Regions from separate parts of the Homo sapiens genome. Here region 2 is linked to region 1. The links are chromatin contacts, found by Hi-C or POLR2A ChIA-PET in ENCODE. All regions are on one chromosome and are shown on one strand. Each heading gives the region's core, a stretch centred on a gene start or an enhancer-like site at or near the end of the contact. The rest is flanking DNA. Distances are from core to core; before and after follow the strand shown. Region 1 holds the start of BTBD2 (BTB domain containing 2). Region 2 overlaps TMPRSS9 (transmembrane serine protease 9).

What was found. Hi-C counts contacts between places; a loop is a spot of excess contacts on that map. ChIA-PET counts read pairs that join two places held with the same protein, here RNA polymerase II (POLR2A). Pooled maps may share reads with other maps.
Region 2: POLR2A ChIA-PET joins it to region 1 with 19 read pairs in A673. The contact joins the enhancer-like site here to the promoter of BTBD2 in region 1. A Hi-C loop is called at or near these places in 2 of 37 single-sample maps with no recorded cell type and 9 of 50 pooled maps. POLR2A ChIA-PET finds 5 or more read pairs at or near these places in 2 of 52 experiments (A673 and HEK293).

The regions. Positions count from the first base shown.
Region 1 is chr19:2,011,873-2,019,011 of GRCh38, reverse strand. It overlaps BTBD2 (BTB domain containing 2), which reads left to right and starts at 3,298. Exons shown (of 9, transcript NM_017797.4): 1 at 3,298-3,715. The coding sequence starts at 3,309. It overlaps LOC107985278 (a long non-coding RNA gene), which reads left to right. Exons shown (of 4, transcript XR_001753845.2): 3 at 1,712-1,829; 4 at 1,918-2,667. RefSeq lists silencers at 3,492-3,641, 3,652-3,701, 6,517-6,708.
Region 2 is chr19:2,378,675-2,385,813 of GRCh38, reverse strand. The region is part of intron 1 of TMPRSS9 (transmembrane serine protease 9); the gene reads right to left. Among named protein-coding and RNA genes, the nearest start is that of TMPRSS9, 22 kb to the right of the region's middle. Within about 2 kb of position 4,178, at least 2 of the 41 ENCODE cell types and tissues checked have a DNase peak (open chromatin) inside an H3K27ac peak, as active enhancers do.

The DNA.
Region 1 (7,139 bases), core at 2,049-4,548:
AGTTCATGAGCAGCCTGGGCGACAAAGTGAGATCCCGTGTGTGTGTGTGCCTGTGTGTGCGCGCACGCGTGCGTGTGTGTTAGGCAGGGCCTCACTTTGTCGCCCAGGCTGGAGTGCAGTGGCACAATCTCAGCCTCCCCAGCTGTAGCCATCCTCCCACTTCAGCCTCCCAAAAGCTGGGACTACCGGCACACACCAGAACACCTTGTTAATTTTGTATTTTTTTGTGGAGACAGGGTTTCACTATGTTGGCCAGGCTGGTCTCGAACTCCTGAACTCAAGTAATCTGCCTGCCTCGGCCTCCGAAAGTGCTGGGATTACAGGCGTGAGCTACCATGGCTGGCCTACAGCTCTTTAAAAAAAAAAAAGTCCAGGCGCGGTGGCTCACATCTGTAATCCCAGCACTTTAGGAGGCCGAGGTGGGCGGATCACGAGGTCAGGAGATAGAGACCATCCTGGCTAACACGATGAAACCCCGACTCTACTAAAAATACAAAAAAAAAAAAAAAATTAGCCGGGCATGGTGGCAGGCGCCTGTAGTCCCAGCTACTCGGGGGGCTGAGGCAGGAGAATGGCATGAACCTGGAAGGCAGAGCTTACAGTGAGCCGAGATTGCACCACTGCACTCTGGCCTGGGTGGCAGAACGAGACTCCATCTCAAAAAAAAAAAAAAAAAAAAAAAAAAAAAAAATCGTGAACATCTCAGCATTCCGTAAAGTTCACCCTTTCCTCAGACAACCTACCATTTTGTTAATTTCTGTCACCATGGCAGGTATGCCTGTTCTGCACCTTCATCTAGAAGGGACTGCACAGATGTCCTCTTTAGGATTTGGCTGGAAAGATGTCACTTTGCAAATGTATGAGATGAGAGATAAGAAAGTTGACATTTAGAGGCCGGCTGTGATGGCTCCCGCCTGTAATCCCAGCACTTGGGGAGGCCAAGGCAGGCGGATCACCTGAGGTCGGGAGTTCGAGACCAGCCTGACCAACATGGAGAAACCCCGTCTCTACTAAAAATACAAAATTAGCCGGGCGTGGTGGTGCATGTAATCCCAGCTACTCAGGAGGCTGAGGCAGGAGAATCGCTTGAATCCGGGAGGCGGAGGTTGTGGTGAGCTGAGATCGTGCCACTGCACTCCAGCCTGGGCGACAGAGCAAGACTGTCTCAAAAAAAAAAAAAAAAAAAAAAAAAAATATATATATATATATATATATGTATATACATACACACACACACATATAAAATTAGCCAGGCATGGTGGCAGGCGCCTGTAGTTCCAGCTACTCGGGAGGCTGAGGCAGGAGAATGGCGTGAATCTGGGAGGCGGAGCTTACAGTGAGCCAAGATCGCGCCACTGCACTCCAGCCTGGGCGACAGAACGAGACTGTCTCAAAAACAAAACAAACAAACAAAAAAAAATTAGCCTTAGCCAGGCGTGGTGGCGGGTACCTGTAACCCCAGCTACTCAGGAGGCTGAGGCGGGAGAATTGCTTGAACCAGGAGGCTGAGATTGCAGTGAGCCAAGATCGCCATCACTGCACCCCAGCCTGGGCAATAGAGGGAGACTCTAAAAAGAAAAAAGAAAAAAGAAAAAAAAATTGTAACTACCTCAACCACCCACTCTGGAGAACTGAAAATAGCATTATCACTTGGGTTTTTTTAATACCCTATTTTCTTTTTCTTCTTTGTTTTTTTTTTTTTTCGAGACAGGATCTTGCTCTGTTGCCCAGGCTGGAGGGCAGTGGTGGAGTCATAGCTCATCAAAAGCTCAACCTTCCAGGCTCAAGTGATGCTTCCGTCTCAGCCTTCTGAGTAGCTGGGACAACAGGTGCGTACCACCACGCCTAGTTTTTTTTTTGTTTTGTTTTGTTTGTTTGTTTGTTTGTTTGAGACGGAGTTTTGTTCTTGTTGTTCAGGCTGGAGTGCAATGGCGCGGTCTCGGCTCACTGCAACCTCCGCCTCCCAGGTTCAAGTGATTCTCCTGCCTCAGCCTCCCGAGTAGCTGGGATTACAGGCACCCGCCACCAAGCCTGGCTAATTTTCGTATTTTTAGTAGAGATGGGGTTTCACCATGATGGGGTTTCACCAGGATGGTCTCGATCTCCCGACCTGGTGATCCGCCCGCCTCGGCCTCCCAAAGTGCTGGGATTACAGACGTGAGCCACCGCGCCTGGCTAATTTTTGTATTTTTTGTAGAGACAGGGTTTTGCCATGTTGCCCAGGCTGGTCTCCAACTCTTGACCTTAGGTGATGCACCCCCCGCCTTGGCCTCCTGAAGTGCTGGGATTACAGGCGTGAGCCACTGCGCCCGACCTGGTTCCTCAATCTTTGTGGCATTTGTCTACCTTGACATTATGTATGTAGTAAGCGTTTTGGGGGAGTCCCAGCTCCGTCCACACTGACCACCCCCCACACCTGGCCTGGAGAGGGTGCTGGGCGTCTGCTGAGTGTCAGTGCACGTGGCCTGCATCCTGCTCGCTCATCCGCAGCTTCCCGGCCTCAGGCTATGTCTCTGTACAGCGGAGCCTGCGCCACGGAGCAGGCCCGCCACCTGGGTCCGGGGTCTGGGGTCTGGAGTTTGCGCTTGGTCTTTGGGTTGGGGGTTCCGGGTCTGAGGTATGGGATCTGGAATCCGGAGTCTGAAGTCTGGGGTTCAGAGTCTGGGATCTAGGATTCAAGGTCTGAGGCCTGGGATCCCGGACTGAGGTCTGTGCTCCAGGGTTTAGGATTCCCGGTCTGGAGTCTGGGGCCTGGTGCCTGGACCCCAAATTCTGGACCTCGGTCTGGAGTCTGGGCTTCAGGTCAGGATGCTTAGGGAGTGGAGCAAGAGGTCTTCCACCAGCTCCTCCCCTCTACAGGCCCCTCCTACTCTTCCCTCTCCTCCCCGTCCCCTCCCCTGCAACAGCCTCCCCCATTCACCTCCCTTCTCCCCTCCCTCCTCCCCTCCCACCTCCCCTCCTTTCCCCTCCCTCTCCTCCCCTCCCTCCTTCCCCCTCCTTTCCCCTCCCTCTCCTCCCCTCCCTCCTTCCCCCTCCTTTCCCCTCCCTCTCCTCCCCTCCCTCCTTCCCCCTCCTTTCCCCTCCCTCTCCTCCCCTCCCTCCTTCCCCCTCCTTTCCCCTCCCTCTCCTCCCCTCCCTCCTTCCCGCTTCCCCTCCCCTCCCTCCTCCCCTCCTTTCCCCTCCCTCCTCTTTTCCCCTCCCCTCCCTCCTCCCCCTCCTCCCCCTACTCTCCTCCTTTCCCCTCCCTCCTTCCCTCCTCCCCTCCCTCCTTCCCTCCTCCCCTCCCCCGCCCACGCCGCAGCCACAAAATGGCGGCGGGTGGGAGCGGCGGGCGTGCGTCGTGCCCGCCGGGGGTCGGGGTCGGCCCGGGCACGGGGGGCAGTCCCGGGCCCAGCGCCAACGCCGCCGCCACCCCGGCCCCCGGCAACGCGGCCGCCGCCGCCGCCGCCGCCGCCGCCGCCGCCGCCGCCCCTGGGCCGACGCCGCCCGCCCCGCCGGGCCCCGGGACAGACGCGCAGGCCGCGGGCGCGGAGCGGGCGGAGGAGGCGGCGGGCCCGGGGGCGGCGGCGCTGCAGCGCGAGGCCGCGTACAACTGGCAGGCCAGCAAGCCCACCGTGCAGGAGCGCTTCGCCTTCCTCTTCAACAACGAGGTGCTGTGCGACGTGCACTTCCTGGTGGGCAAGGGGCTCAGCTCGCAGCGCATCCCCGCGCACAGGTGGGCGCCCCGACCCCGCCAGCCCTGGCCCCGACCCACCCAGCCTGCTGCCCGGGCCCTGCACCTGAGGCCCTGCACCCCTCTGTCCCCGAGACCCCCGCACCCCTCCATCCCCGAGCCCTGCACCCCTCTGTCCCCGGGACCCCTGCACCCCTGCATCCTCAGGCTCCGAACCCAACTCGGCCTGCACCCCGGGGCCTGCACCTGAGGCCCTGCACCCCTCTGTCCCTGGGACCCCTGCACCCCTCCGGTCCTGAAACCGACCCGGCCTGCACCCCGGGGCCTGCACCCTTCCATCCCTAGACTCCACCCAGTTCCCTGGGCTCTGCACCCCTCTGTCCCTGCCTCTGCACCTCTCTGTCCCCAGACCCCACCAGGCCTGCACTCTGGGCCTCTGCACCCCTCCATCCCCAGGCCCCCCTGGATCCTCCACCTCTGGCTTGCGCCCCCAGCCTGTTCCCCGGGATCCCAGGCCCTGTACCCCTGGGACCCCTGCTCTCCTCCGTCCCTGGACCCACCCAGCCTGCACTCCGGTACCCTCCGTTCCTGGGACCCTCCAACTCGGCCTGCACTTGGAGCCCCTGGGCCCCTCCATCCTCAAACCCCACCCAGCCCGCACCCCAGAACCCTGAATACCCCATCCTCAGGGCCCTCCACCCCCCGCCTGCACCCTAGGACCCTCCATTCTTCCATCCCCAGGACGCTCCATCCCTGGACCTCACCCCTCCCTGCACCCCAGGTCCCCAGACACCTCTGCCCCCAGATCCCTGGGCCCCTCCACCTCCGGCTGGAACCCCTGCCTACACCCCAGGCCCCTCCATCCCTGGACCCCACCTGGCCTGCATCCCTGGGTCCCCTCCATGCCCTGGCCCTGCACCCCCACCCACCACCCCTGGGACTCCTGTGACCCTCCAACCCTGGGACGTGTACCCCTATCTGCTCCTCCATTCCCAGGACCCCAACCCACTGTTTCTAGGACCCATGACCCCACATGCCACACCCCTCCATCCCTATACCCGGGGATCCTCAGGACCCCTCCATCCCCAGGCCCTGCACCCTTGCCTGCCGCCCCTCTCCCCCTGGGACCCCTACTGGTGACCCCTCCGTCCCTGTACCCAGGGACTCTCCAGGACCCCTCCTTCCCCAGGTCCTTCACCCCTGCCCACTGCCCTTCCACTCTCTACTCCCGGGGCCCCCTGGGACCCCACTACACTCAAGTGTGTCACCCCTGCATCCCAGGATGGAGAGACTTCTCCGCTCTCACCTGAGACCCCCCGTCCCCAGTCCTCACCACCTCAGTCCGTAACCCCCAACCTATGACTCCTGAACTCCAGGACCCCTCCCTTCAGGGGTCGTGCTATTTCCTCCACCCCCACCCATGACCACAAGACCCCTCCCTCTTCCCCCACCATCCAGGGACCCTGCCACTCCCACCCGCACCCCTGTGCGCCAAGACCCCTAGGCCTTGCTCCCTGCGTCCTCCCTGCTGCCTCCAGACCCAGTGACCCCCACCGGAGACCCCCAGGCTCAGCACATGATCTGGATCAGAGACCTTCAAACCATGCTGCTCCCCTCCAGGGATACCCCCTGCCCGCCCTGCAGTCCAGATCATAGACTACCATCCACAGCCCCTCCAGCCCCGGACCCCCACCTCAGCCAGAGACCCCTGGGCCCTGCCACCTCCCACTTCAGTGACCACCCACCTCCAGCTCCGCCACTGCCAGGCTCTGGACCCTGGACTCTGCAGAAGGTTGTCTCCCCTGGGCCCTGCTACCCCCTGCACCCCATCCTATGATCCCCTGCCACCAGGCCACCACCCTAGACCCCTGCCCAGACTCCCATCTCCGGGCCCTTCCAACCCAGAGACCCCCAGCTCCGGGGTCCCTCCCTCCCCAGCCCCCAGCCCTCCTTTCTGGGAAAGAAGTGGGTTTGGCCCAGTATCTGTCTTTGCCAGTGTGCGGGGTACCGGCCCCAGGCCCCAGGTTCCCTCCACTCCCCGGTCCCTCTTACCCTGCCCCTCATTGGTCGGGGGCAGGGGCTGGGTTTTCTTGCTGCGGGCACTGGAGGGGGAGGGTCCTGCCCTCCCTTCTGACCTTCGGGTGCTTTTGTTAACGTGTTCTGGCTTCTTCCTGGGTGTTTATGGGCAGCTGGGTCTCCTTTCGTGGGGTCCTGCCCTGGGCGGTACTTAGCAGAGGTTCCTGCCCCTGGAGGGTTCCGGGGCCTCCTACGGCTTGTGCCGTCCGTGTCGCCGTCCCTGTCTCTGTCGTCCTTAGCTGCTGGGCCTCTCCTAGCTTGGAGTGAGGGGCGGTGGGTTTGCTCCCTCCACCTGGGTGGTCTTTGTGCTCTTTGGGGAGGGGGTAGGTTGGATGCAGCTGGAACTCACCCAGCAGCAGGTGCAGCTGGAGAATCCCAGGCTTTCTGTTTGAGGGGGGAGGTGGGGCGCCCCGGGCACCGGCTGACCTTGGGACATGTATGCGATTGCACTTGAGGGACCGCTGGCTCGGTTGCAAAGTGGGGAAGATGGAGGCAGGACAAGGACCCCTTGGAGAAAAGTAGGTGAGGGGTCTGCCCCCGGGGGGCTCAGGAGAGGGCAATGAGGCCCAGCGGGAGATAGCAGCAAGGTAAGGTGGGCGGGCCTGGGACAGCGGACCCTCGACATGCGGGGTTAGGGGCGTGGACCCCCACTCAGCTCAAATCCAAGTACAACTTTTGACTCCCACGAACTTAACTAGGAATGGCTTCTCGCTGACCGGAGGCCTTGTGAGGACACTTGGTCAATGCACACCAGCCTCCTGTTCTCACAATAACAGGCTGGAGAACAGAAAATACATTCAGAAAAGTCTAAGGGGCCGGGTGCGGGGGCGCACGCCTGGAATCCCAGCACTTTGGGAGGCCGAGGCGGGCAGATCACGAGGTCGGGAGATCGAGACCAGCCTGGTCAACACGGTGAAACCCTGTCTCTACAAAAATACAAAAATTAGCCGGGCGTGGTGGCGCACACCTGTAATCCCAGCTACTCAGGAGGCTGAGGCAGGAGAATCTCGTGAACCCAGGAGGTGGAGGTTGCAGGGAACCGAGATTGCGCCATTGCACTCCAGCCCAGGCGACACAGTGACACACCATCTCAAAAAAAATAAAGGACAGGCTGGGCGCGGTGGCTCACGCCTGTAATCCCAGCACTTTGGGAGGCCGAGGCGGGCGAATCATGAGGTCAGGAGTTTGAGACCATCCTGGCCAACGTGGTGAAACACCGTCTCTACTAAAAATACAAAAAATTAGCCGGGTGTGGTGGTGCACAACTGTAGTCCCAGCTACTTGGGAGGCTGAGGCAGGAGAATCACTTGAACCCGGGAGGCGGAGGTTGCAGTGAGCCGAGGTTGCGCTACTGCACTCCAGCCTGGGCGACAGAGCAAGACTCTGTCTC
Region 2 (7,139 bases), core at 2,929-5,428, 370 kb before region 1:
AGTGGTGCTATCATAGCTCACTGCAGCCTCTACCTCGCAGGCTCAAACGATCCTCCTGCCTTAGATTCCAGAGTAGATAGGACTACAGGCATGCCACCACACCCGGTTAATTTTTTTATACTCTGTAGAGATTGGGGTCTCACTATGTTGTCCAGTCTGGCCTTGAACTCCTGGCCTCAAGTGATCCTCCTGCCTCGGCCTCCAGATGTGAGCCGCTGTACCCGGCCACCTCTCTGACCGTTTATAATCATTTGCCAGTCCCTGTTCCGGGTGTTCTCCCACTGATGAGTCATCACTAAGGCTTTGAAATGTAAAAGGATTTACAAGCATGAGTCCCAGAACATGGCCAGGTGGCAGCCATGTGCAACGGCAACACCGCAACGTTCATCCATGCTCCTGCCGCTTTCAGTCTCGTTGGAGCAGGGGATCCACCCATTTTCCGCGAGAAACTGCCTGTGTCGCATGGATCCCTAAGCAGAACTGGGCAGCTGTCGGCCCCTGAGGGATGTAACAGGACACCTGGGGCAGGCAGACTCCACCGGGAGCACTGGGATCCCTCCTCCTGGGATTCAAGCCCTGTGCGAGCCCCGCCCCCTCGAGCCCCGCCCCCTCGAGCCCCGCCCCCGCGAGCCCCGCCCCCCGCGAGCCCCGCCCTCCGCGAGCTCCGCCCCCTGCGAGCTCCGGCTGTGACCCCTTCTCACCAATGGATGGGCCAAGGTAGCCACGGTGGCCTCAGGTAATCCGCCCGCCTCGGCCTCCCAAAGTGCTGGGATTATAGGATTACAGGTGTAGGCCACCGCGCCTGGGCTTTTCTCTCTTTTTTTTTTTTTTTGAGATGGAGTTTGGCTCTGTCCCCCAGGCTGGAGTGCAGTGGCATGATCTCAGCTCACTGCAACTTCTGCCTCCCGGGTTCAAGCAATTCTCCTGCCTCAGCTTCCCGAGTAGCTGGGATTACAGGTGCATGCCACCACACCCAGCTAATTTTTTTTTTTTTTTTTTTTGACGGAGCCTTACTCTGTCGCCCAGGCTGGAGTGCGGTGGTGCGATCTTGGCTCACTGCAAGCTCCATTTCCCAGGTTCACACCATTCTCCTGACTCCGCCTCCTGAGTAGCTTGGACTACAGGCGCCCGCCACCACGCCTGGCTAATTTTTTGTATTTTTAGTAGAGACGGGGTTTCACCACGTTAGCCAGGATGGTCTCGATCTCCTGACCTCGTGATCCTCCCGCCTTGGCCTCCCAAAGTGCTGGGATTACAGGCGTGAGCCACCGCGCCTGACCACACCCAGCTAATCTTTGTACTTTCAGTAGAGATGGGGTTTCGCCATGTTGGCTGGTCTCGAATTCCTGACCCCGGGTGATCTGCTCGCCTCGGCCTCCCAAAGTGCTGGGATTACAGGCGGGAGCCACCACACCTGGTTCTCTAGCTTACATTCTTTTACTCTCGTGAGACCCCAAGAGACCTTAACCTCAAACTCTGCATGTTCTCAGTCTGCAGGGACGCCTTTCTCTGCAGAGGGTGGGGGATCACCTCCACATTGTCTGCAAAGGTGGATCTCATTGCCTCCCCTCCGCCTCAGCTCCCCTGGGATGCTGTGTCTGCTGCGTGGGCGGAGAATGATTCATGCCTGGCCTCCAACACACTTTTCCCCATTAGAAACCCACAGAAAAGGAAGCTGGGGGAACAATGCCATTCTGTTTCCCCGGGCGGGGTCCCCTGGACGTGCCCACGTGGCCGAGGGCTTCTCTGGAGGGAGTGGAGTTGCTCTGGACACCCGTGGGGATGAAAACCAGGCCTCGGTGGGCAGATAAGATACAGAACACCGCATGGAGCTTGAGTTTCAGACAATCAAACATCCTTTTGTAGCCTAAGTGTGTCCCTGGGATGGTTCAGTCTATGCAATACCTTGGCCGGGCTTTGGTTCTTTGGTCAAACATTATTCTAGCTGTTTCTGTGAAGGTAATTTTTAGATACAATTAACATCTATTTATTTATTTTTATTGTTTTGAGATGGGGGGGTCTCACTCTGTCCCCCAGGCTGGAGTGCAGTGGTGTGATCATAGCTCACTGCAGCCTCGACCTCCTGGGCTCAAGCGATCCTCCCACCTCAGCCTCCAGAGTAGCTGGAATATGGATGTGTACCACTATGCCAGCTAAGTTAAAAAATTTCTTTGTAGAGTCAGGGTGCAGTGGCTCACACCTGTAATCCCAGCACCTTGGGAGGCCGAGATAGGAGGATCACTGGAGCCCAGAGCTCAAGACCAGCCTGGATCATGTAGGGAGACCCTGCCTCTAAGAAAATTTTAAAAATCGTAATTTTTTTTTTTAGAGACGGGGTCTTGCTATGTTGCCCAGGCTGGTCTGGAACTACTGGCTTCAAGCCATCTTCCTGCCTCAGCCTCTCAAAGTGCTGAGAACCACTGCACCCACCCAGCCCAATTAACTTCTCCTTTTTTTTTTTTGACGGAATCTAGCTGTGTCACCCAGGCTGGAGTGCAGTGGTGCAATCTTGGCTCACTGCAAACTCTGCCTCCCAGGTTCAAGCAATTCTTGTGCCTCAGCTTCCCAAGTAGCTGGGATTACAGGTGCCTGCCACCATGCCTGGCTAATTTTTGTATTTTTAGTAGAGACGGGATCTTGCTATGTTGGCCAGGCTGGTGTGGAACTCCTGATCTCAGGTGATCCACCTGCCTCGGCCTCCCAAAGTGCTGAGATTACAGGCGTGAGCCACTGCGCCAAGCCCAATTAACATTTAAATCGGTAGATATTAAATAAAGCAGGTGACCCTCCATAATGTGGTGGGCCTCACCCAATCAGTCGAAGGCCTTAAAAGACTGAGGTTCCCCAAGAGGAAGGAAATCTGCCTCCAGATAGCCTTTGGGCTTGAGACTGCAGCATCAGCTCTTCCCTAGGTCTCTGGCCTGCCCTGCAGATTCCAGACCTGCAGCCCCTCAATGGTATGAGCCAAATCCCTAAAATAAATCTCAATCTGTGTGTGTGTACATGTGTGAGTCTGTGTGCGGGTGTGCATCTGTGTGTGCGTGTGTGCATCTGTGTATGTGTGGATGTGTGCGTTTGTGCGTATGTATCTGTGTGCATGTGTGCTTTTGTGTGTGCATGTGTGCATGTGTGTATGTGTGCACGTGTGCATGTGTGTATGTGTGCATGTGTGGTCTGTGTGTACGTGTGCATTTGTGTGTGCATGTGTCTGTGTGTGTGTGCATGTGCATCTGTGTGTGCATCTGTGCGTATATGTCTGTGTATCCACTCAATTGGTCCTGTTTCTCTGAAGAATTCTGTCTCTAATCTGTATTTTAGTATAAGTATGTCTCTCTTGTGCAAAATGTAGGACATTCTCCGACTCCTACTAAAAAAATGTTTTGACCGGGCGCGGTGGCTCACGCCTGTAATCCCAGCACTTTGGGAGGCCAAGGTGGGAGGATCGCCTGATGTCAGGAGTTTGAGAACAGCCTGGCCAACATGGCGAAACCCCATCTCTACCAAAATAAAAAAATTAGCCGGGCATGGTGGCACATGGTTTCTTGGGAGGATGAGGCAGGAAAATCACTTGAACCTCAGAGGCAGAGGTTGCAGTGAGCACTCCAGCCTGGGCAACACAGAGTGAGACCCTGTTTAAAAAAAAGAAACGTTTTGGTTGTTAATCTGAAATTCTGGCTGGGTGCTGTGGCTCATGCCTGTTATCCCAACAGTCTGGGAGGCTGAGGCAAGTGGATCACCTGAGGTCAGGAGTTCGAGACCAGCCTGACAACATAGTGAAACCCCGTCTCTACTAAAAATACAAAATTAGCTGGGCGTGATGGCACACGCCTGTAATCCCAGCTATTTGGGAGCCTAAGATAGGTCAATCTCTTGAACCCAGGAGGTGGAGGTTGCAGTGAGCTGAGATTGCGCCACTGCACTCAAGCCTGGGCGACAGAGCGAGACTCCGTCTCAAAATAAATGAATGAATGAATGAATGAATGAATGAATACATATCTGAAATTCTAATGTCTCCGAGGGTGCTAAATGTTTTATTGTTGAGTCTGGCAACCCTATGCTGGGGCCCAGCCAGAATGTTCCCTCCTCAGGGGAACGTGTTCCTCTGGGAACAGCCACTCCATGCCTGGCCGCTACCATCCAGAGCCAATGAGAAAGGAGAGATGTACCAGGGTGGCGGGGAGTGAGGCAGGGGCGGCATGGAGCAAGGCAGGGGCAGCGTGGAGCGAGGCAGGGGCGGTGGGGAGGCAGGGGCAGCGGGGAGTGAAGCTGCACCACACTTTCCCATTTACTCTTACGCTTGAGTTGAACTGCCTTCAGACGAGCCAGAGAATCTCCAAGAATCACTTGATGGATGGTTTAGAAACAAAAGACACCGAGATTCACTTCTGTGATTAGAGCTGGAAAGGCACATTTAGAGTATGAGCTCACTCCCCAACACACACACACACACGCACACACACACACAGTGTTCATTCAACCCCAGCTGCCTCTGCTGACCCTGCCCCGCGGGTTTTCTAAGGATTCCTGTGTTCTCTAAATGGTCTTGTCATCACCATTATTGGTTCACAGAAAGAACTCCACAGCTATTTAGCATCAAACATAGAAGCGCCATTCATTTCACTCTCTCCATCCAGCCAACCTTTACGATGGGCCAGGCCTGGCTGCGTCGAACCCTGAATGAGACAGATACGATTCTCTGAGCTCAGAGAGCTTCAATCCAAGTGGAAGAGGCCCAGATCCATTAACATGATGCTACAAGAATGGCTCAAAACTAGAAGCACAACCAGAAACTTTGAATCTGTGTACAGGGGTCTTTGATTTAGACACGCCGTCAGGGGAGGGTTTTCTGAGAGAGTGATGAGTTATTCAAGTTCGGAAGGATAAATAGGAATTGAGTAAGCCTCCAGTGGAAGGAACGGATCCTACATGGCAGGGATAAAGTATCTAGAATCCCTGTGGCAGAAGTAAGGAAGTCAAGGCTATTGTAGAGAAACTGTATTAGTCAGCTATTGCTGTGTAACAAATCAGCACAAACTTAGCAGCTTCAAACAACATGCACTTGTTACCTCCTCACTTCCTGGGGTCAGGATTCTGACAGGGTTTAGCTGGGCCTTCTGCTCAGCATCTCATGAGGCTGCAATCCAGGTGTTAGCTGGGCTGCATTCTCATCTGAGGCTTGACTGGGGAAGAATCCACTGTCTTTTTTTTTTTTTTTGGTGGAGTCTTGCTCTGTTGCCCAGGCTGGAGTGCAGTGGCACAACTTTGGCTCACTGCAACCTCTGCCTCTCAGGTTCAAGTGATTCTACTGCCTCAGCTTCCCCAGTAGCTGGGATTACAGGTGCATGCCACCATGCCTGGCTAATTTTTTTTTTTTATTTTTAGTAGAGACGGGGTTTTGCCATGTTGGCCAGGCTGGTCTTGAACTCCAGACCTCAAACGATCCACCCACCTTGGCCTCCCAAAGTCCTGGGATTACAGGCATGAGCCACTGTACCTGGTTTTTTGTGGGGTTTTTTTGTTGTTTTTTTTTAAGACAGGGTTTCACTCTGTGACCCAGGCTAGGGTGCAGTGGCACAATTGTAGCTCATTGCAGCCTCGATTTCTTGGGCTCAAATGATCCTCTTGCCTCAGTCTCATGACTCTCTGCATGATTCTCCCACTAAGTGGGAGCTGAGAGCATAAACAGTCATACAACACCAGCAAGGTCCAAAATGGCAGCCACTGGCCCCATGTGGCTATTAAAACTAAAGTTAATTACAACCAGCCAGGTGCAGTGGCTCATGCCTGTAATCCCAGCACCATGGGAGGCTGAGGCACTATGGGAGGCTGAGCACTATGGGAGGTCGAGACCAGCTTGGGCAACATAATAAGACCCCATCTCTATAAAAAATAGAAAAAGTAGCTGGGCATGGTAGCATGCACCTGTAGTCCCAGCTACTCTTGAGGCTGAGGATCAGTGAGCCAAGGAGGTCGAGACTACAGTGAGGTGTGATTGTGCCACTGCACTTGAGATGGGCAAGAGAAAAGAAAGAAAGAGAGAAAGAAAGAGAGAAAAGAGAGAATGAGAGAGAGAGAGAGAGAGAAAGAGAAAAAGAGGAAGGGAGAGAGGAAGGAAGGAAGGAAAGAAAGAAAAAGAGAAAGAAAGAAAGAAAGAAAGAAAGAAAGAAAGAAAGAAAGAAAGAAAGAAAGAAAGAAAGAGAAAGAAAGTTAGTTTAGGGAATGTCAGGGCCTAGTGTGGGGTGGGGTAGGAGAACTGTGAGAGGTGAGGCAGGAAGGCCCAACAGCCCCATCTGGAAGGCTGCTGTGCACCACACTCAGAAGCTCAGGCTTGCTGGGCACGGTGGCTCATGCCTGTAATCCCAGCACTTTGGGAGGCCGAGGCGGGCAGAACACGAGGTCAGGAGATTGAGACTATCCTGGCTAACACAGTGAAACCCCATCTCTACTAAAAATACAAAAAATTAGCCAGGCGTGGTGGCGGGCACCTGTAGTCCCAGCTACTCGGGAGGCTGAGGCAGGAGAATGGCATGAACCTGGGAGGTGGAGCTTGCAGTGAGCTGAGATTGTGCCACTGCACTCCAGCCTGGGCGACAGAGCAAGACTCTGTCTCAAAAAAAAAAAAAAAAAAAAAAGAGAAAGAAGCTCAGGCTTTGTCTTAGGACACACGTTGCTGGAGAGCTGTTCCACATCAAGCACATTTAGAAAGTTTTGCCACCTACATTCTTGACTTCTCCCTCCAGGTATCTAATATGGTTTGGCTGTGTCCCCACCCAAATCTCATCTTCAATTGTAGTTCTCATAATCCCCATGTGTCATGGGAGGGACTAGGTGGAGATCATTAAATCATGGGGATGCTTTCCCCCATCCTGTTCTCATAATAGTGAGTTCTCACAAGATCTTATGGTTTTATAAGGGGCTTCCCCTTTGTTGGGCTTTCATTCTTCTCTCTCCTACCGCCATGTGAAGAAGGACATGTTTGCTCCTCCTTCCGCCATGATTGTAAGTTTCCTGAGGCCTCCCCAGCCATGCTGAACTGTGAGTCAATTAAAACTCTTTTTCTTTTATAAATTACCTAGTCTCAGGTAGGTTTTGTTTTTAGACGGAGTCTCGCTCTGTCCCCCAGGCTGGAGTGCAGTGGC